Regions from separate parts of the Homo sapiens genome. Here region 2 is linked to region 1. The links are chromatin loops, found by intact Hi-C in ENCODE. Cell type or tissue: PC-3. All regions are shown on one strand. Each heading gives the region's core, and the rest is flanking DNA. Links, peaks and the distances in the headings are about the cores only. Region 1 has its middle 15 kb from the start of ARF6. Region 2 overlaps LINC01599 (long intergenic non-protein coding RNA 1599).

The links. Peaks named below come from ENCODE experiments on the same cell type or tissue, not always from the same donor. Only the 100,000 strongest peaks of a DNase experiment are listed, where the experiment ranks them.
Region 2: it touches region 1 in a loop (5-fold over the local background); 12 of 110 quality-filtered maps call a loop at or near these places.

The regions. Positions count from the first base shown.
Region 1 is chr14:49,902,841-49,912,860 of GRCh38, forward strand. No RefSeq gene overlaps it. Among named protein-coding and RNA genes, the nearest start is that of ARF6, 15 kb to the left of the region's middle. RefSeq lists an enhancer at 1-119. In PC-3, for the core only: no CTCF peak of the experiment used is centred there; DNase peaks (open chromatin) are centred at 5,101, 5,761, 6,371 and 9,001; H3K4me3 peaks cover 1,733 bases; H3K27ac peaks cover 5,037 bases.
Region 2 is chr14:50,040,892-50,050,911 of GRCh38, forward strand. It overlaps LINC01599 (long intergenic non-protein coding RNA 1599), which reads right to left. Exons shown (of 9, transcript NR_131171.1): 4 at 6,576-6,698. It also overlaps the pseudogene PDLIM1P1. Among named protein-coding and RNA genes, the nearest start is that of LINC01588, 38 kb to the left of the region's middle. RefSeq lists a silencer at 6,380-6,674. In PC-3, for the core only: a CTCF peak has its summit at 4,419; DNase peaks (open chromatin) are centred at 4,380 and 6,490; H3K27ac peaks cover 4,266 bases.

The DNA.
Region 1 (10,020 bases), core at 1,109-9,108:
ATCTGTTTTTTTTTTTGAGATGGAGTTTCACTCTTGTCGCCCAGGCTGGTGTGCAACGGCGCGATCTTGACTCACTGCAACCTCCGCCTCCCAGGTTCAAGCGATTCTCCTGCCTCAGACTCCGGAGTAGCTGTAATTACAGGCGCCTGCCACCACGCCCGGCTATTTTTTTTTTTTTTTTTCTGTTGTATTTTTAGTAGAGACAGGGTTTCACTATGTTGGCCAGGCTGGTCTTGGACTCCTGACCTCGTGATCTGCCCGCTTCGGACTGCCAAAGTGCTGCGATTACAGGTGTCAGCCACTGTGTCCGGCCCGGCGTTGATCTTAATTCTTACATAAAAGATAATGATAACACCATTGGTAGAAATCAGGATATATAGCATACTTCAATGGAGAGACATTGATAATTGGGTAAAGTACTTTGTTTGCAGTGCTGAAAAAGAGTTTGAATCTGTTAGGGATTCTCTCTTTTGTAACTATTCTTAGAGTAGTGCTGCCCGATAGAAACATAATGCAAGCCAAATATGTAATTTAAAATTCTTAGTGCTCACATTTAAAAAATAGAAGTGAATTCAATTTTAATAATGTTTTATTTAACCCAATATATCAAATATTTCAATATGTCAGCAGTATGAAAAAGAATTTTTTTTTTTCTGAGACAGAGTCTCGCTTTGTCGCCCAGGCTGGAGTGCAGTGGCACGATCTCGGCTCACTGCAAGCTCCGCCTCCCGGGTTCACGCCATTCTCCTCCCTCAGCTTCCCGAGTAGCTGGGACTACAGGTCCCTGCCACCACGCCCGGCTAATTTTTTTTTGTATTTTTAGTAGAGACGGGGTTTCACCATGTTAGCCAGGATGGTCTCAATCTCCTGACCTCATTATCTGCCACCTTAGCCTCCCAAAGTGCTGGGATTACAGGCGTGAGCCACCGGGCCCCCCCACTTTTTTTTTTTTTTTGAGACGGAGTCTTGCAACCTCTGCCTCCCGGGTTCAAGTGATTCTCCTGCCTCAGCGTGCCGAACAGCTGGGACTACAGGCACCTGCCACCATGCCCAGCTAATTTTTTTTTTTTTTTTGTATTTTTTAGTAGAGACAGGGTTTTCACCATATTGGCCAGGCTGGTCTCAAACTCCTGACCTCGTGATCCACCTGCCTCAGCCTCCCAAAGTGTGAAATAATTATTAATGATATATTTTACATACTTTTTTTTTTTTTGGAGACTGGGGTCTTGCTATGTTGCCAAGGCTGGCCTCAAGAGATCCTTTCTGCCCTTAGCCTCCCTAGTAACTGGGACTACAGGTGTGTGCCACCATGCTCAGCTCTACATTCTTTATTTCATACCAAATCTTCACAATTCAAATGTGTATTTTACATTTAAAGCACATCTCAATTCAGACTAGCCACATTTCAGTTCTCCATAGCCACATGTGGCTAGTGGCAATCATATTGGACAGCTCATTCTTAGAGGGTGATTTTTTTTCTTTTTTTTCCCATACTGTATCTGCAACTTAAGTAACTATAGTAGGGGATACCAGTTGAGATGATTTAGATGTGATGAATTTTTCTAGGCCAGAGGTTGGCAAACCATGACCTGTAAACAAAATTGGTCCCACTGTTCTGTTTTTGTAAATAAAGTTTTATCAGAACACAGCCACAAGCATTCATTTGTGTATTGTCTATGGCTGCTTTTGCACAACAGCAGAGTTTGTGACAGAGGCCCTATGGCCCACAAAGCCTAGAACATTTATTATTTGGCCCTTTACAGAAAGAATTTGGACCCTAAAGTCAAGTCTCTGGGATAAAACATATACCTTATACTTTTTCTCTTTTTCTTTTTTCTTTTTTTTGAGATAGAGTCTCGCTCTGTTGCTCAGGCTGGAGTGCAGTGGCGTGATCTCGGCTCACTGCAACCTCTGCCTCCTGGGTTCAAGCAATTCTTCTGCCTCAGCCTCCCGATTAGCCGGGATTACAGGTGCATGCCACCACGCCCGGCTGATTTTTGTATTTTTAGTAGAGACAGGATTTCACCATGTTGGCCAGGCTGGTTTCGAACTCCTGACCTCAAGTGATCTGCCAGCCTCGCCCTCCCAAAGTGCTGGGACTACAGGCGTGAGCCACTGCACCCAGCCTACATATTTTATACATTTAAATTAGGTTCCCCAAAGAAATAATATTTGAAATGATTAAAATATTGTATATATATTGATTCATTTATTCACCATTTACTGAAACCCTACTAAGTTCCATGTGCCATACTAGGCTCTATTAGCAAGATAAATCGGATTAATGACAGACCTGTTGCATCACAGCCACCATGTCCTACTGGATTCAATGCTTAAAACACACACACACACGCACACACACAGCAGTTTGTTAGGAGCCTCTCTTCCTCAAGGCTATTGCTTTGAAGTCAACAAGACTTAGGCTTGAGTATACTTACTAGCTGCGGTATCATGGACAAATAACACATGTTTGTGCATCAAGTTTCTTATGTGTGAAATGGAAGATGATACCACCTATTGTGCTGATCTGTTGTGAGAATTACATCTAAAGCCCATAGCATGCTGACAGGCACACAATATTTATTCAATAATAAGTACTGTTATTTAACTCTATACTCCGTTTTCTCATCCTGTAGATATTTTTTCCTCTAACTCCTAAATTACCGTGGAAGAAAATATCCTACAATTCAGAACTGGTGCTGATAAAGTATTAAACCTAAGTTTGCAAATATTAAGGGAAGTTTCATAGTAAATGTAACTATTTTAGTTAAATAGGGATTAAGCTAATCAGCATGATGCCTCCATATTAGAAATTCTGTTAAATTTCACTCCGTGGCTATTTGAATGATAAATACAAATAAATTTTGAGTCTAGTCTCAGCTATATCACTAACTGTTACGATTTTACTGGACAAATATCTAGTTACAGCCACCATAAGCTCACTTTCTACATTTTTGAGACGGGAGACACCATCATTTACATTTGTAATTATAATGTGACTACAATTACTTGGACATTGTCATTCCAAGGGGAGACTCTTAACTATGGGGGAAAAAAAAAGCTAACAGCATTAAGATTACTTCCTTTTTTTTTTCTTTTTTTTTGAGACAGAGTCTCACTCTATTACCCAGGCTGAAGTGCAGTGGTGCCATCTCAGCTCACTGTAACCTCCACCTCCCGGGTTCAAGATATTCTCCTGCCTCAGCCTCCTGAGTAGCTGCGACTACAGGCGTGAGCCAACACGCCAGGCTAATTTTTGTATTTTTAGTACAGATGGGGTTTCACCATGCTGGCCAGTATGGTCTCTATCTCTTGACCTCGTGATCCACCCCCTTGGCCTCCCGAAGTGCTGGGATTACAGGCTAAGCCACTGTGCCCGACCAAGATTACTTCCTTTTCAAATGCATTGTTTCTGCAAGTTTTCCTTACCTCTAGAAAACTGAGTAGCATGTGTTCCTCATTTCATACTCCACCCCCAACCATCAATAACTACAATACCCACCTGAACAATGTTTTGAAAATTAAATGACTCTCTTAAAGTGTTTTTATAAACTTTAACACACATCTCCCTCTGGTATCACACCCTTAACATCTATCATCTTGTCTTTGTCACCAGCTCTCTGGAACACTCCTATTAGCAGCTTCTCTACTGCCTCCGGTCTCTACTGCAAACTAGTTTCTGGCCATTTCACCCAATCTTTCTAACTAAGGAAGGTCCCAATGACTTTTTTTTTTTTTGAGATGGAGTCTCACTCACTCTGCCGCCCAGGCTGGAGTGCAGTGGTGCTATCTTGGCTCACTGCAACCTCTGCCTGCTGGGTTCAAGCGATTCTCCTGCCTCAGCCTCCCGAGTAGCTGGGACTATAGGCATGCACCACAACACCAGCTAATTTTTGTATTTTTAGTGGAATTTTTAGCAGGGTTTCACCATGTTGGCCAGGCTCGTCTCGAACTCCTGACCTCAGGCTATCCGCCCGCCTCTGCATCCTAAAGTGCTGGGATTACAAGTGCCAGGCCAGGTCCCAATGACTTTCTAACGTCAATTCTAAAGAATTCTTTTTGAACTTCAATCTTCTCTCTATAGGATATGTTCTCTCCTCTAATTTGTTCCCTGTCAGGTGCTTGTGCGTGCTCCTGAAGACAAAGCAACATTTTGGAGGGGCGGGGTCTTATTTGAAGTATATGAGGAAGGCGCTTCCTTGCAATGAGTGAGGGAGTTGGCAACTTTTAATAACCCCCAATCATTCTTCTTTATTTACTCAATAGCACCTGAGGGCCTGGTTGAAGAGAAAGGTTTTGAGGTAGGGGATGAGGCACAAGGGGCAAGAAAGCAGAGAGCAAACTCTTGCTGTCTCCCATCCCGTGTTGTTAGGTAGGGGTACATCATATTATTATAGTTAGAGCTATACCTATCTATGTGTTCTTGATGAAGGCATTGTTTGCAAGTTGCTCTTTTTCAACAGCAACATTAGTACCAGGTGATTACTGAACCCTTCACAGTTTGTCTTGCCCTTACTTGGAGAGAGCTAGATGTATCCTGTTTCTGCTGTGCATTTGGCCAACAGTCATGGGCGTGTGAATACGTGCCTTTGGTGTGTTTGTGTTCAATTCTCTTCATTTCTTTTTGTGTCTTGGACTTTGCATTAGGTAAACTCACGAACTTATTCATAAAGAACTCAACTTTTATGGTGTATAAATATTTAAAGAATACGTGAAAAAACAAGATGAAGGACAGGCTTATTTTCAGAGGTTTGTGCATGGTAGCAGAAAACATACATTTTAATGAAGTCATCTTTGTGCCAGTGAGCATTTGACTATTAACTTTTAAGAAGTGGAAAAAAATTCCTGAATTTTTTCGATAACTTTTAGAAAAGTCTTGTAGCATGTTCTGAGTTTGATCCACTGTTCACTGAATTATATGATAGGACTTCAATTTTAAAAGTGTATAAAAGCTTGTAGAAAGATTTGGTTTATTAAAAAGATTATGATGTGAAAAGCTAGCTCTAAAGTATTAAAGCTTTATTTTTCCCCCATTCTGAATTAAAATAGGAAGGGAGAGAGGAAGACGAGTCAGTGTTAAGGCCACGAGGTTGAATCATCTAAGGAAATGAGTCAGTGACTATAAACCATAACTTTCCTTTTTCTGGGGCTTTGACTTGGAGAACTTAATGTTGAATTATTTGAAAAATCTTGCTTGATATCAGTGAATTTAAAATAAGTTTCTTTTTTGTTTTGAGAAACCTTGTAATATTACTTGGATTCATTTATTTTTTATTTTTATTTTTTGTGAGACGGAGTCTCGCTCTGTCTCCAGACTGGAATGCAGTGGTGTGATCTCAGCTCACTGCAACCTCCACCTTCTGGGTTCAAGTAATTCTCCTGCCTCAGCCTTCCGAGTAGCTGGGACTACAGGCGTGTGCCGCCACACCCAGCTAATTTTTGTATTTTTAGTAGAGACAGGGTTTCACCATGTTGGCCAGGATGGTCTCTATCTCTTGACCTCGTGATCCACCCGCCTGGGCCTCCCAACGTGCTGGGATTACAGGCGTGAGCCACCACACCCGGCTGGATTCATGTATTATTTCAACAAATATTCAGTAGAAAAAAGTAGCGGGTATATTCTTCAAACCAAAAGACATGCAGTGATTTGAAAATATGGGTAATGTATCAGTATCTCTGTGTATATATTTAGCTCTAGGTAACCAATAGTGATTCTTAATCTGCTTTTAAAACAAGTTTTTTGAGGTTAATAACTGATGACTCATTATTGGATTTAGGATAAACCTAGAATGCTGGTAGCTATTGACACATCATATTTCTATTTGATATGCTGGAGTTTTTTTCCTAGTCATGAATTATTTCTTAGGAACCCTGAGCCCATAATTGAAATAAATGCATTGTATTTTGGCTTATTTTTGAAACTTTAAAAATCTCAAATGGTGTCAGGCGTGGTGGCTCACACCTGTAATCCCAGCACTTTGGGAGGCCAAGGCGGGTGGATCATGAGGTTAGGAGATCGAGACCATCCTGGCTAACACGGTGAAACCCTGTCTCTACTGAAAATACAAAAAAAAATTAGCCGGGCGTGGTGGCGGGCGCCTGTAGTCCCAGCTACTCAGGAGGCTGAGGCAGGAGAATGGTGTGAACCCTGGAGGCGGAGCTTTCAGTGAGCCGAGATCGCGCCACTGTGCTCCAGCCTGGGCAACAGAGTGAGACTCCGTCTCAAAAAAAAAAAAAAATCTCAAATGTAACTAATGATCAAGTCTGTAGGTAAACATAGATAGGTCTCTCAAGGTAAACGCTGGCATATTATATAAAAAATTCTTGACCTTTTATGATTGATTGCTTGTCTTTATGACTTGGACTCTTTTTATAAGATTGGATTGCATTTTTAATTCTCTCCAACTCATGAGTAATACTTGATTTATGACAGTAAATGCATTTTACACAAGAACCTAATATTTAGAAACTTACTGAAGTATCTTAAATCCTGTTTTTGTCATCAAGACAAACTTGAATTAAAGACTAAAACATTACATTTTTATTTTTTATTTTTTTTGCTTAGTATAATAATATGGTAGTGGTATCTTAGGGGAAATGTTTTAAATAAATACTAATATATCTTTTTCTTTTATTATTTCTTGGGTATCTTGTTGAATACAGTATGGATTTTAGACTAGCATGACAACATTTCTAAATTGCCTTCTGGTCAAGAGTGGTGGTTCACACCTGTAATCCCAGTACTTTGGGAAGCCAAGATGGAAGGATTGCTTGAGGCCAAGAGTTTGAGACCCACCTGGGCAATATAGTGAGACCATGTCTGTTTTTTTTTTCTTTTTTTCAATAGAGATGAGGTTTTGCCATGTTGGCCAGGCTCGTCTCGAACTCCTGAGGCTCAAGTGAACCACCCACCTCGGCCTCCCAAAGCGCTGGGATTACAGGTGTGAGCCACCACACCCAGCTAGACCACATCTCTTTTTAAACAATCAATCAATCAATCAATCAATCAATCAATATGGTTGGCAGGGCTATTGTTTCCATATGCTTAGACATCCTAGACATGTTAATTTTTCTCCTTTCAAACCTATGGTAATTTCTAGGTTCTTTTTCTTGCTGCATGTCCCAATCTAATAAAACCTAAAGTGTTACCCACTGATACACCTCAGGGTCCATGCTGCTTTGCTGAGCATCAAAATAGTGATTTAGGAAATTGTGATTTCTGGATTCTGGATTACAGTGTTAGAAATACCCAAGAAATTAGGATCTGGAAACATCCTATGTATGATGCTATGAAGGCCATTCATTGAATGGAAAAAGGATTGAAGATGGAAGAGAACCTCCTTTCCTCATATAAGCCATATATGATACTTATCTTTTTTTTTTGAGATGGAGTTTCACTCTATCATCCAGGCTGGAGGGCAGTCGCGGGATCTTTGTGGCTCTCTGCAACCTCCGCCTCCTGGGTTCAAGGGATTCTCCTGCCTTAGCCTCCTGAGTACCTTGGATTACAGGTGTGTGCCACCACACTTAGCTGATTTTTGTATTTTTAGTAGAGATGGGGTTTTGCCATGTTTGCCAGGCTGGTCTTGAACTCCTGACCTCAGGTGATCCACCTGCCTCAGCCTTCCAAAGCGCTGGGATTACAGGCATGAGACATTGTGTCCAGCCCTTCCTACCTTTTTTTTTTTTTTTTTTTTTGCAAGCATTTTTAGTTTCCTTTCTGACAGGATTGATTTGGGTAAAGAACATTGAATTTTGAGTCAATAGTCTCAAATAGATAGACCTATGTTTGAATTCCAACCCTGACCTCAATAGCTAAGTGACACTGGAAAATCTATCTCTTTGTCTCAGTTTTCCTGCTAAAAATCGGGATGGTAATGTTCACCCAGCAAGGCTTTATCACAAAAAGTGGTAACTTATGAGAAAGTCCCTATCTGGCATGGTAAGCACTCAAGAGAAATTAGTTCTATTTTCCTTCTTCCCTCTAGTTTAATAATTTAAAAAATTAAATCATGCAGCCATAAAAAAGAATGAAATTATGTCCTTTGCAGCAACAAGGATGCAGTTGGAGGCCATTATCCTAAGCGAATTAACACAGAAACAGAAAACCTAATGCCGCACATTCTTACTTATAAGTGGGAGCTAAACACTGGGTACACACAGACACAAAGATGGGAACAGTAGGCATTGGGGATTCAAAAAGGCAGAAGAGAGGAAGGGGGGCCAGGTTTGAAGAACTACTTGTGTTCACTACTTGGATGATGGGATCATTAGAGGCCTAAACCTCAGCATCATGCAATATACCCATGTAACAAACCTGTGCCCGTACCCTCTGAATCTTGGATAAAAAAATAAAAGCAGGCCAGGAGCGGTGGCTCATCCCTATAATCCCAGCACTTTGGGAGGCTGAGGCGGGCGGATCACTTGAGGTCAGGAGTTCGAGCCCAGCCTGGCCAACATGATGATACCCCATCTCTACTAAAAATACAAAAATTAGCTGGGCACAGTGGTGGGCGCCTGTAGTCCCAGCTACTCGGGAGGCTGAGGCAGGAGAATCACCTGAACCCAGGAGGCCGATGTTGCAGTGAGCCAAGATTGCGCTGCTACACTCCAGCCTGGGTGACAGAGTGAGACTCCATCTCAAAAAAAAAAAAAAAAAAAAAAATATATATATATATATATATATATACACACACACACACACACACACACACACATACACATACACACACATACATATATTCAGTGAAAAAGATATTCTCAAGGTGATAAGAAACCAACTATTTGTTGTATTTTACCTTTTAATAGGTAACAATTGAGAACAGGCATTATTGATTCAAGAATGGTGTTAGTTTTTTTCCTTTAACTACACAAAATGTGTAGTCATCAATTCTTTGACTAAGAGGAAGGAGTGTCAAGAGGGAAGCCTGAAAAAATCTTGAAGTTTAAATGCTTTTGTCTAACTATCTGAGTCACTCCTCAGGGTGGAGTTTCTATGGCATGGCTCCCTGCCAGCATAATTTTGAGCTTTTAAGAGAGAGTAGTTGGGCCAACAAACACAGTAACCAAAATGACTACTCTGACACTGGAACCAGCTTTACATACAAATATTTTCTCTATTATCTCAGAAATAATCATGGAAATATACAAGCATTTCCTCTTCTGAACCATATTAATTTTCTAAGAATGAATGTATATTCAGCTACAAACATAATTGAAACAATTCCAGAGAACAAACAAGTGTGGGCCACTTACTCCTGGGGATGTGGCTGTTCTGCACAGCTTTGAGATGTAGGAGAAAAAAAGTATGACTTCCTTCTGTTTAATGATTGTTTAAGTGTGCTTTGATTACTGCAGAAAGCCTAAACCTACTTTTTAAAATTCCATGCAAATCTTGTTGAAGTGAATTCCAGTGACTAATATATTTGAGAAACTTTCTTGGAAAAAAGAATTACCAATGATATATTTAAACAACTGGTATTCATAATATAGAAATATAATTAGACTAATGTGTTCAGTATTTCAATGAAGCTTGATGTTCTTGATCATTAAAGACTTACTTTTCGGCCGGGCGTGGTGGCTCGCGCCTGTAATCCCAGCACTTTGGGAGGCCAAGGCGGGCGGATCACGAGGTCGGGAGATGGAGATCATCTTGCCTAAGAGGGTGAAACCCCGTCTCTACTAAAAATACAAAAAATTAGCTGGGCGTGGTGGCGGGCGCCTGTAGTCCCAGCTACTCGGGAGGCTGAGGCAGGAGAATGGCGTGAACCTGGGAGGCGGAGCTCGCAGTGAGCCGAGATAGCGCTACGGAGCGAGATTCTGTCTCCAAAAAAAAAAAAAAAAAAAAAAAAAAAAAAAAAAAAAAAAAAAAAAAAAAAACAAGACAAAAAAAGACTTATTTTTCTTTGTGAGGCCGAGGCAAGCAGATTGCTTGAGCCCAAGAATTCAAGACCAGCTTGGGCAACATAGTGAAACCGCATTTCTACAAAAAAATACAAATTTGCCGGGTATGGTGGTGCA
Region 2 (10,020 bases), core at 1,113-9,112, 140 kb after region 1:
CAAGCGTAGTTTTGCAAATGAAACATTGCTTTGCCAAGGGGCTAGGCCTATCAGACAATCATCAGGCAACAGCCAGCAGGCCCTGTGAAAGTCATGGCCAAGAAGCCATTCAAAAGCATTGTCTTCTAGTAACTAAATTTCAAATCCAGGGGGAAACCACAGCTCAGACATCGGCCAGTGTTCAGCAATCTGGATTCACAGGGAAACGGACAGGAATAGATTCTGCACAAGTCTATTGTGCATTGTTTTCCCTTCATGACATCTAGGCAGTTTATTCCTCCTGACTTCCACTACTCACTGCATGAGGATTATTCTGTGGAAACCAGAGTACTAAGGACGAGGCGCTGGATGATTTGGTCAAAGTCAAATGTGCCAAGTCAGCATCGAGCAGCTATTTTTGCCTTCCAATTCCATTCCCTGAACTTTTTTTCTGTGAAAGTGTCTTGTAAGCTGGAACACACCTGAGGTGGCAGAGGAAAAGCAGAGTTCGAATCTCTTCCCCAGGCCTCTGAGTGAGTTTTGCATTCAGGGATGATACTGGGGCAAGGGGCTTGAAAGGTCCTGATGTTGCTGACACCCACATAAAACACTTTCTGCAGCAGGGAAGGGAAGGGGAGAGGAAAGAACAGGCAGAGAAAGACCCAGAAACTCAGATCAGCCTAGGATGAGGGTAGCTGTCCTGAAAACAATCAGAAATCCAGAGTCCTGACTCTCCAGCAGGTATGGTCTTGATCCTAGTGAGATTATCTTCAAAGAGAAAACAAACTCTAGTCATGCAGAGAAGCAGCATTGTTCCATGCAGATCTATAAAAAACAACAGAAAGAGCATCATCCCCTTAATTATTGAGGGAATAGGAAAATAGGAATCCGCATACCCTGCTGTTGAGAATATAAACTGGAAAAACTGAGGTGGGGAATCAGTTGAGGCCAGGAGTTCAAGACCAGCTTGCCTAACGTGGCGAAACCCCATCTCTACTAAAAATACAAAAATTAGCTGGGTGTGGTGGAGTGCACCTGCAATCCCAGCTACTCGGGAGGCTTAGGCTAGAGAATCGCTTGAACCTGGGAGGCAGAGGTTGCAGTGAACTGAGGTCACACCACTGCACTCCAGCCTGGGCAACAGAATTAGACTCTGTCTCAAAATAAATAAAATAAATAAATAACTGGAAAAACATTGCTGATTGGCCACTTGGTAATGTTTGAGGCAGAGACTATGCTTATTCTGGGTCCATTACACTCTTGTTTTCCTCCTGGACACTCAGGAAGACTACACTTTCCAGCCTCCCTTGCAGTTAGGAGCAGTCATGTGACTGAGTTCTGGACAATTGGAAGGTGGGCAGAGGAAGCGATGTGAGTCACTGCCAGGCCTGACCCTAAAACTACCTGTGTAATTCTCCATGCTCTGTCTCTCTCCCTTTACTTATCAGGTGAAATCAGAGCATCCAGTGGAGACGTCCAAGGCCGGTGGCAAATGGAGACCCATCATGTAGGCAAACCCTGGTTCCAGACGACCATGCAGAGTGCCCTCTACTCCCAACCAATGACTTGTGTTGAACTGTGACATAAAAGAGAAATACATCTTTATTGTGTTAAGCCACTGAGATGTTGGCTATGTCTGTTACAATATTTAGCCTATCCTGACTGACACACTATCACAATCCTTTAAAAGGTCATAAGCTTTGACCTAGCAATTAAATTCTTTGGAACATATCCTAAGGAAATAATTAAGAAAATCACCTAGGCTAGGCTCGGTGGCTCATGCCTGTAATCCCAGCACTTTGGGAGGCCGAGGCAGGCAGATCACGAGGTCAGGAGATCGAGACCATCCTGGCTAACACGGTGAAACCCCGTCTCTACTAAAAATACAAAAAAGTAGCCGGGTGTGGTGGCAGGCGCCTGTAGTCCCAGCTACTCAGGAGGCTGAGGCAGGAGAATGGTGTGAACCTGGGAGGCGGAGCTTGAAGTGAGCCGAGATCGGGCCACTGCACTCCAGCCTGGGTGACAGAGCGAGACTCCGTCTCAAAAAAAAAAAAAGAATAATCACCAAAAATTATAAACAGACTGGGCGTGGTGGCTCACACCTGTAATCCCAGCACTTTGGGAGGCAGAGATGAGAGGATTGCTTGAGGCCAGGAGTTTGAGACCAGCCTGGTCAACATAGCAAGACTCCATCTCTAATAAAATTTTTTTAAAAAATTATAAACAACATTAATCTCCAATAATAGGCAACTCATTAAATAAATAATAATACAACTCTACAAAGGAATATTTAGGCACTTAATATCGTTTAAATGTATTTATTGACATGAAAAATTTTCATGATTTAGTATTACATGAAATAGAGTAACAAAGCAACATGGACGGTGTGAGCCCATAACTATTTATATATGTATATGCATGCAAAGAAGAAAGTTTGGAAATATACCAAAAAACAGTGATTATTTCTGGACTACAGGTGGCTTTTAAAAATTATCTCTTTCTTGCAGTTTTATGCTTTTTTTACAATGAGCATATATTTTTCTCAGTTAAAAAAATTTTTTTGGCTGGGTGTGGTGGCTCACGCCTGTAATCCCAGCACCTTGGGAGGCCAAGGCAGGCAGATCACAAGGTAAGGAGTTCAAGACCAGCCTGGCCAATATGGTGAAACCCCATCTCTACTAAAAATACAAAAAAAAAAAATTAGCTGGGAGTGGTGGCGCACGCCTGTAGTCCTAGCTACTTGGGAGGCCGAGGCAGAAGAATCGCTTGAACCCGGGAGGCAGAGGTTGCAGTGAGCCGAGATCACGCCACTGCACTCCAGCCTGGGCAACAGAGCGAGACTCCGTCTCAAAAAGAATTTTTTTTTTAAGTAGCCTGTTGGAAATGGATGGGTCTCCTTTGAACTTTAGGGCTGGCCTTACTCGCTCTCAAAGTGTTAAGTGTAATGAGTGCAAAGGAACCACAGGTCCCTTCCACTCTTCTGGGCTAAAATGCCACCATTAGTAAGGTTAAATACCTATTTTATCTTCACCACTGAGAGCAACTCTCAAGCCCTTCATTCACTTAGCTTCAGGGCTCAGTTCTGACATAGTGCTCTGGCTTTAAGGAAAGATGTACCTTTTTATCACAATGTTTTTCAGGATTTTCTCAGAGTTGCTGGGCCTCAGAACTCTCTTCTTTTGAGTCCTAATTTGGATAATTTGGGAAACTGCAGCCACAGGTCCTCCCTCCCTTGAGATTGGCTGAGTGAGGCAGACTACGCCTACAGCGCAGAAAGCAGGGCAGGAAATCATACTCTAATCATAGGTCTTTATTCAGAAACCCAGCAGCCTCACTACCAAATAACCTCAGGAGTCCTAAAGCCTCAGTGTCCTGACCTATAAGATCAAAGAGTCTCATGTGATGTCCCCAAGTGGACTTTTAATAAAAAGTAGCACTGCCAGTTTCTGTTTTGACCTTCCAACCACAGGATCATGCCAACATTCAGTAGTAAATGCATTTTTTTTTCCTGCCAAATCGACTCCTTGTTCTTTTCAACACATCCTCACACAGAGGGAACAAGCCACTGAGGTTTCCTGTTGAGGAAGGTTCTTTGGTGTTCTGTGAGGAAACCATATATTCAAAGAAACCATGTGTAAGTTTTCTGTGTAGTAGGACAGAACTACCTTAATTTAACTTGATGTCTTTTCGACAAACCATGTACCCCTAACATGAAGAAATGGAAGGAAGGTGTTTATTTTCATCCCAGCTCTTACTCTGCTGCATTGTTCCTGTGTACATTTCTCTTATTCCACAGAGTAGGAGCTTCTTGAGGACCATGACAGTCATTTATTTCTCCCTCCCTGCTCCTGGCACTAGCAGGACCTCCCTTCCTCCCTCTTAACAAAGTTTTCAGTGAATAAGTGAATGAATGAACTTTCCCCTGTTTCCTTATGGGTTTCAACCAGCACAGACTACCTGCCTTTGTTAAAATGGTTCCTGTGTGTCTTTGTCTCTACGGGCACTGTGTTTTATGGGTTTCTCGAAACCTTCCCATGCACACAGTAGTGTAGCAGTAAGATCAGCTACATACATTGTAGGACCCACTGAAAAATGAAAATGCAGGGCCCCTTGTTCAAAAATTATTTACAATGTCAAATTATTCAAAATTAATAAAATTAATTTTTAAACCCTAAATTAAATAGTAAATGATTAAGAATTTCAAAGCTTTGCAGGGTACAGCAGCACAGGCAAGCCTGGTTCTCGTCCACCACATGGCTCAGCTTCCTGTTCCTCCCCTCTGCTCGGAGTCACAGTCCCGAGGCCAGCGGGGTGTTTACCGACTTGGGCCTACCCACACCCTGCCCTGCATCCTGTCACCAGAGTTTCATTTGGAGTCCTGAGCAAAGGTCTCCAATTGCTGATTCTACTGCCAACAGAAAACACTCTCCCCCTTCTGGATGTGTTGGCAGGAAAACCAAATTTTTATCTCTCCAGGTCAGCTAAAATCTTGAGGCCAGTTAACTTTCCCAGTGATCTCATCCGAATCATCCTTCACTTCTGCCCCCAGTGAAACTGAATCTGCACTCTGCCCGACTCTCAGCCCAAGTGAGGTGCCACACCCACACCTCACTTGTCTTCTACTGAGGCCTTTCCTGATAACCCGTTTCCCTGGGTTGCCCTCTCTCACCCTTGAGACCCCTGTTCAGTTGTGAACAGTCTCTCCATTCTATGGCTGCAGACTCTTGACTGAAATCTGTTTGCCTCCATCAAAACTAGATGTTTCCAAGGAAACCACCTGCCCCTGTGTGGCTCTAACAGTTCCCAAGTGGAATCTTCCAGTGCCTCTCCCCACTGCCAGATCTGCCATCACCACAGAAAAGCTGAATTTTCATGTGTGAATCAGCCAGTATCCTGGCCTCAAATTTGTTCACCTCCTTAACTTTGGTGACCATTGTCTCCTCTCCACCTCAGCCATCTCTATATCCTGTACATTCTCAAAACTCAGAACTGAAATGGTAAACTTCAATATCCCTAAACTTATTGAAAACACACAAACTCCAATATCCCACATTCTCATTTCAATTCCTTGGTTTCCAGCATTCATACTGTCAAACATCAGCATTTTTGTGCTCCTCCACATGGCCTGTCTCCATGTGGAGAGCTTGGGCTTCCTCACAGCATGGTGGTCTCGAGGTAGTCAGACTTGCTACATGGTAGCTGGTCTCCAAGAGTAAAAGCAGACGCTGATAAACCTTTTGAAAGTTAGGCCCAGAACTGGCACAGCATCCTCTCTGCCTTGTTCTGTCAGTCAAAGCAAGTAATAAGAAATCATGAGGTGAGTCCAGATTCAATGGAAGGAGAAATAAACTTCACCTCTTGAACAGTGGAGCAGCATGTGTATACAATGGGAGAAGGATTTGATGGTGGCCATTTTTGGACACTGTCTACTACAGAGGAGAGAGAAAATAAATATATAGACAAACAGGAAAATACCAGATAGTAATTGTCAGGCCTCTGAGCCCAAGCTAAGCCATCATATTCCCTGTGACCGGCAGGTATACATACAGATGGCCTGAAGTAACTGAAGAATCACAAAAGAAGTGAAAATGGCCTGTTCCTGCCTTAACTGATGACCTTACCTTGTGAAATTCCTTCTCCTGGCTCAAAAGCTCCCCCACTGAGCACCTTGTGACCCCCACCCCTGCCTGCCAGAGAACAACCGCCTTTGACTGTAATTTTCCACTACCTACGCAAATCCTATAAAACGGCCCCACCCCTATCTCCCTTCGCTGACTCTCTTTTCGGACTCAGCCCGCCTGCACCCAGGTGAAATAAACAGCCTTGTTGCTCACACAAAGCCTGTTTGGTGGTCTTGTCACACGGACGCAAGTGAAAGTAGTAAGAGCTGTTCAGAGAATCGAAACAGGGTGATTTGATGGAGAATGACTGAGGAACTCCTGGAGATTGAGGGGGTTGTCAGGGAAAGTCTCTCTCAGGAAGTGATGTTTAAATTACAACTTGTGGCTGGGCGTGGTGGCTCACGCCTGTAATCCCAGCACTTTGGGAGGCCAAGGCTGGTGGATCATCTGAGGAAAGGAGTTCGAGATCAGCCTGGCCAACATGGTGAAACCCCATCTCTATTAAAAATACAAAAATTAGCTGGATGCAGCGCTAGGCTCCTGTAATCCCAGCTACTCAGGAGGCTGAGGTGGGAAAATCGCTTGAACCCAGGAGGCAGAGGTTGCAGTGAGCTGAGATTGCGCCATTGCACTCCAGCCTGGGCGACAAGAGTGAAACTCCGTCTCAAAAAATAAAAATAGAAATAAATTACAATTTGAAAAGCAAGAATTTCCAGCTGTGTGAAGGTCCAGGCAGGAAGAAGAGCCAGCAGAAATGCTCTAACATGGGACTGAGCCAGGCAAGTTTAAGGAATAGAAAGACCACATGTTAGGAGTGTAGAAAAGGACAGGGAGCATGGGCTGGAAAACAGGTCAGACAAGTGGGAAGGGCCAGATCAAGTGAATCAGGGGAAGGAAGCTGGACTTTATTCCCAGAACCATTCATGGAAAGTGATTGAAGGGTTTGCAGCAGAGAGGGGACATAATATGACTTACATTAGTGAAAGGTCACTCTGGCTGCCTTGCAGAGAACAGGAAGTGTAAGTGTGGAAGCAACAAGACCAGTCAGGAGGCTACTGTGAAAGCCCAGGGGAGATGGTGGCTTGTTCTGGCTGCTGGCTGTGGGGAGGAGACAAAACAGAGATAAGTTTGGTGGCTGGACCAGAAGTTGCTGAGGATTGAGCCTTTGCTGTCTTGGTTCAATTCCCCTTCATGCCCAGGTGATCACTGCAGAAACCTCCTGGTTGGTCCTCACCCACACCTAGCTGTCGGTTAGTGCCCCTCCTTAGAGTTTTGTGGGGGGTTTCTGTTTTGTTGAGACAGGGTCTGCTTCTGTTGCCCAGGCTGGATTGCAGTGGTGCAATCATAGCTTACTATAACCTTGAACTCCTAGACTTCAAGCAATCCTCTTGCCTGGCGTCTGTAGTAGCTTGGACTACAGACAACACCACCATGCCCAGCTAATTAAAAAAAAAAAAAAAAAAAAGATAACTTTTGTAGAGATGGAGTCTCGCTATGTTGCCTAGGCTGGTCTCCAACTCCTGGGCTCAAGTGATCCTCCCACCTTGGCCTCCCAAAGTGCTGGGATTACAGGTGTAAGCCATGGTGCCCAGACCTCCTTAGAGTTTTTAAGATTACTTTAAATTCCATATCGTTGCACACAATGAGACCCTTCATGGTAGGCTCTGCTCCTTCCCACTTAGATTGGTTTCCCATCTCTGTCCCACATAGGCCTTTGCTCCAGCCAGATCTAAGTCTTCACTGTTCCCTGACCATGTCCTGGTTCATGACCCTGTGCCTGGCATGTGCTGTCTACTCTGCCTAAAATATTTCTTCTCCCTCACCTCCATTACTTTGTCTACCCAACTTCTGTTCCTCCCTCAAAATCTAACAGGTGTCACCTCTTCCACTAAGCCTTCCCTGAAACCCCAGTTTTATATAGATTTCTATGCACGTGACACACAACAGCATAAATGTCCAACATCTCTTCCAATTGGTTGGGGTTTCTTAAGGACAGAGACCATCCCTAGAACCCGGCACAGGGCTCCATAAGCTGATGCTATCATTTTCAGCACAGGTTACCCTTGGAGTGTGAAAATGTGTCTTACAAGGTGAAATCACAGCAGAAAGATTTGATAGACCCCCGTAATGAGGTCCTCCATTCTCCCAGGCTGATTCTGGGAGGCTGGACTCATCACTTAAGAAGCCTGCAAGTAAGGGCCGGGCACAGTGGCTCACGCCTGTAATCCCAGCACTTTGGGAGGCCAAGGCAGGTGGATCACGAGGTCAGGAGTTCACTCTAGCCTGGCCAACATGGTGAAACCATGTCTTTACTAAAATCACAAAAATTAGCCGGGCCTGGTGGCGCATGCCTGTAATCCCAGCTACTCAGGAGGCTGAGGCAGGAGAATTGCTTGAACGCAGGAGGTGGAGGTTGCAGTGAGCTGAGATCGTGTCACTGCACTCCAGCCTGGGGGGATACAGCAAGACTCTGTCTGAAAAAAAAAAAAAAAAAAAAAAAGAGAAGCCTGCAAGTCTTCAATGGGAGAACTGACACAAGATCTTCAGGGCTCGACATGCTCCAGGAAAGGTCTGGCCCCTGCACACAATGGTCACCATTACTGCTGGTAATAGCATTGGCTCTTGGCAGAATTAGTACTCAGACCACCATTCTCCCCTCGCTCCTACCCATAGTCTCTGGGAAGATCTGAAAAGCCTACTGCTGTCAACATGAAGTTCACCATAGTGCTTAAAGGTAAATACACTACAAGTGGCTGACTCTAAAATCTATACCCAGACCCGGTCCTCGTTTCTGAACTTCAGACTCTCATATCAAATTGCCTGATGGACTTCAGTACCTAGATATCCTCCAAACTTGGCAAAACTGAACTCATCGTTTCTCTTGCCCCCATATACTCATAAGTGGCAGCCCACTGGGAATGACTGATGGATGTCTCTTGAGTTCATCCCCTTCATTGCCATTGCCAGGATCCTGTTGCAAGCCCTTAGCTTCTCTGGCCTGCAGAACCACCTGAGCCCTTCCCCAGCCTCCCTCTTCCTGGCCTCATCTTCCTCAGGTACCCAGAGCATCTCTCCAAAATGCAAATCTAATCTTGTCGTTCCTCTCTCACAAAACCCTTAATTGCTCAATGCAGGTTATCAAACTTTAGTTTGCATCTGAATTGCCTTATAAGCTTCTTAAAAAATGCAGATTCCTGAGCCCCCTCCAGACCTCCAAAAATCCAAAGTTCTGTGGGTGGAGTGATGCACATTCTCAACCAGTGCCCAAGGGGTTCTGATAGAGCTGGGTTCCACTTTGAGAAACACTGCCATGCACAGGCAACTCCAAGTTCCATCATTCACTCCACCGGGCCCTTCTCAGGCCAGGGACACCTCAAGCAAGGTCTGTGTCATCCACTGCCTCCTGACACACCCTACTCTCCATGGTATGGCTTACCTTCCACCTTTGCTCTATCTTGCCTGGTGCCAAGAATGTCTTCTTCGAAAGACCGAGCCCTTTTTTCATTCCGATAACTCAATAATCCTTTGGAACGTTGCTACTCAAAGCATCAGCATCTCCTGGGATCTTGTTAGAAATTCAGAATCGCAGGCCCCACCCCAGCCCTACTGAATCAGAGCCTTGGTAATTCCAATGCACATAAGAGAAGAAGAAGCACAGCCTTATAACTTGGCTCAATAGTCACCTGTTCCAAGAAGCCTTCCTAAGCTGACACAGACTCATCAAATACCCATTCCTCCAAACTGACATTGGACATCACAATCACAGGGCTTGTAACATTTAAAAGTTAGGAATCTCAAGCTGCCGGGGGATCCCTGCACGCCATGCCACATCCTGCCTGTCTGTCCCCGCGGGTCGTTGCCCACGACAGCCGCGCCATGACCACCCAGCAGCTCGTCCTCCAGGGCCTGGGCCCATGGGGCTTCCGTCTCGTGGGTGTCAAGGACTTCGAGCAGCCTCACTATTTGCCGGGTCACTCCTGGAAGCAAGGTGGCTCTAGCTAATTTATGTATCAGAGATGTAATCACAGCCATTGATGGGGAAAATTCTAGCAATATGACGCACTTGGAAGCTCAGAACAGAATCAAAGGCTGCAAAGACAACATGACTCTCACTGTAGCCAGATCCGAACATAAAGTCTGGTCTCCTCGGTGATGGAGGAAGAGAAGTGTCGTCCATACAAGATGAATTTAGTCTCTGAACCCCAGGAGGTCCTGCACATAGGAAGCGCCCACAACCGAAGTTCCATGCCCTTTACCACCTCGCCTGCCTCCAGCACTAACGCCAGGGTCATCACAAACCAGTACAACAACCCAGCTGGCCTCTACTCTTCTGAAAATATATCCAACTTCAACAACGCCCTGGAGTCAGACTGCTACCAGCGGGGTAGAGGCGAACATGCTCAGCCTCCAATCAGCCTTG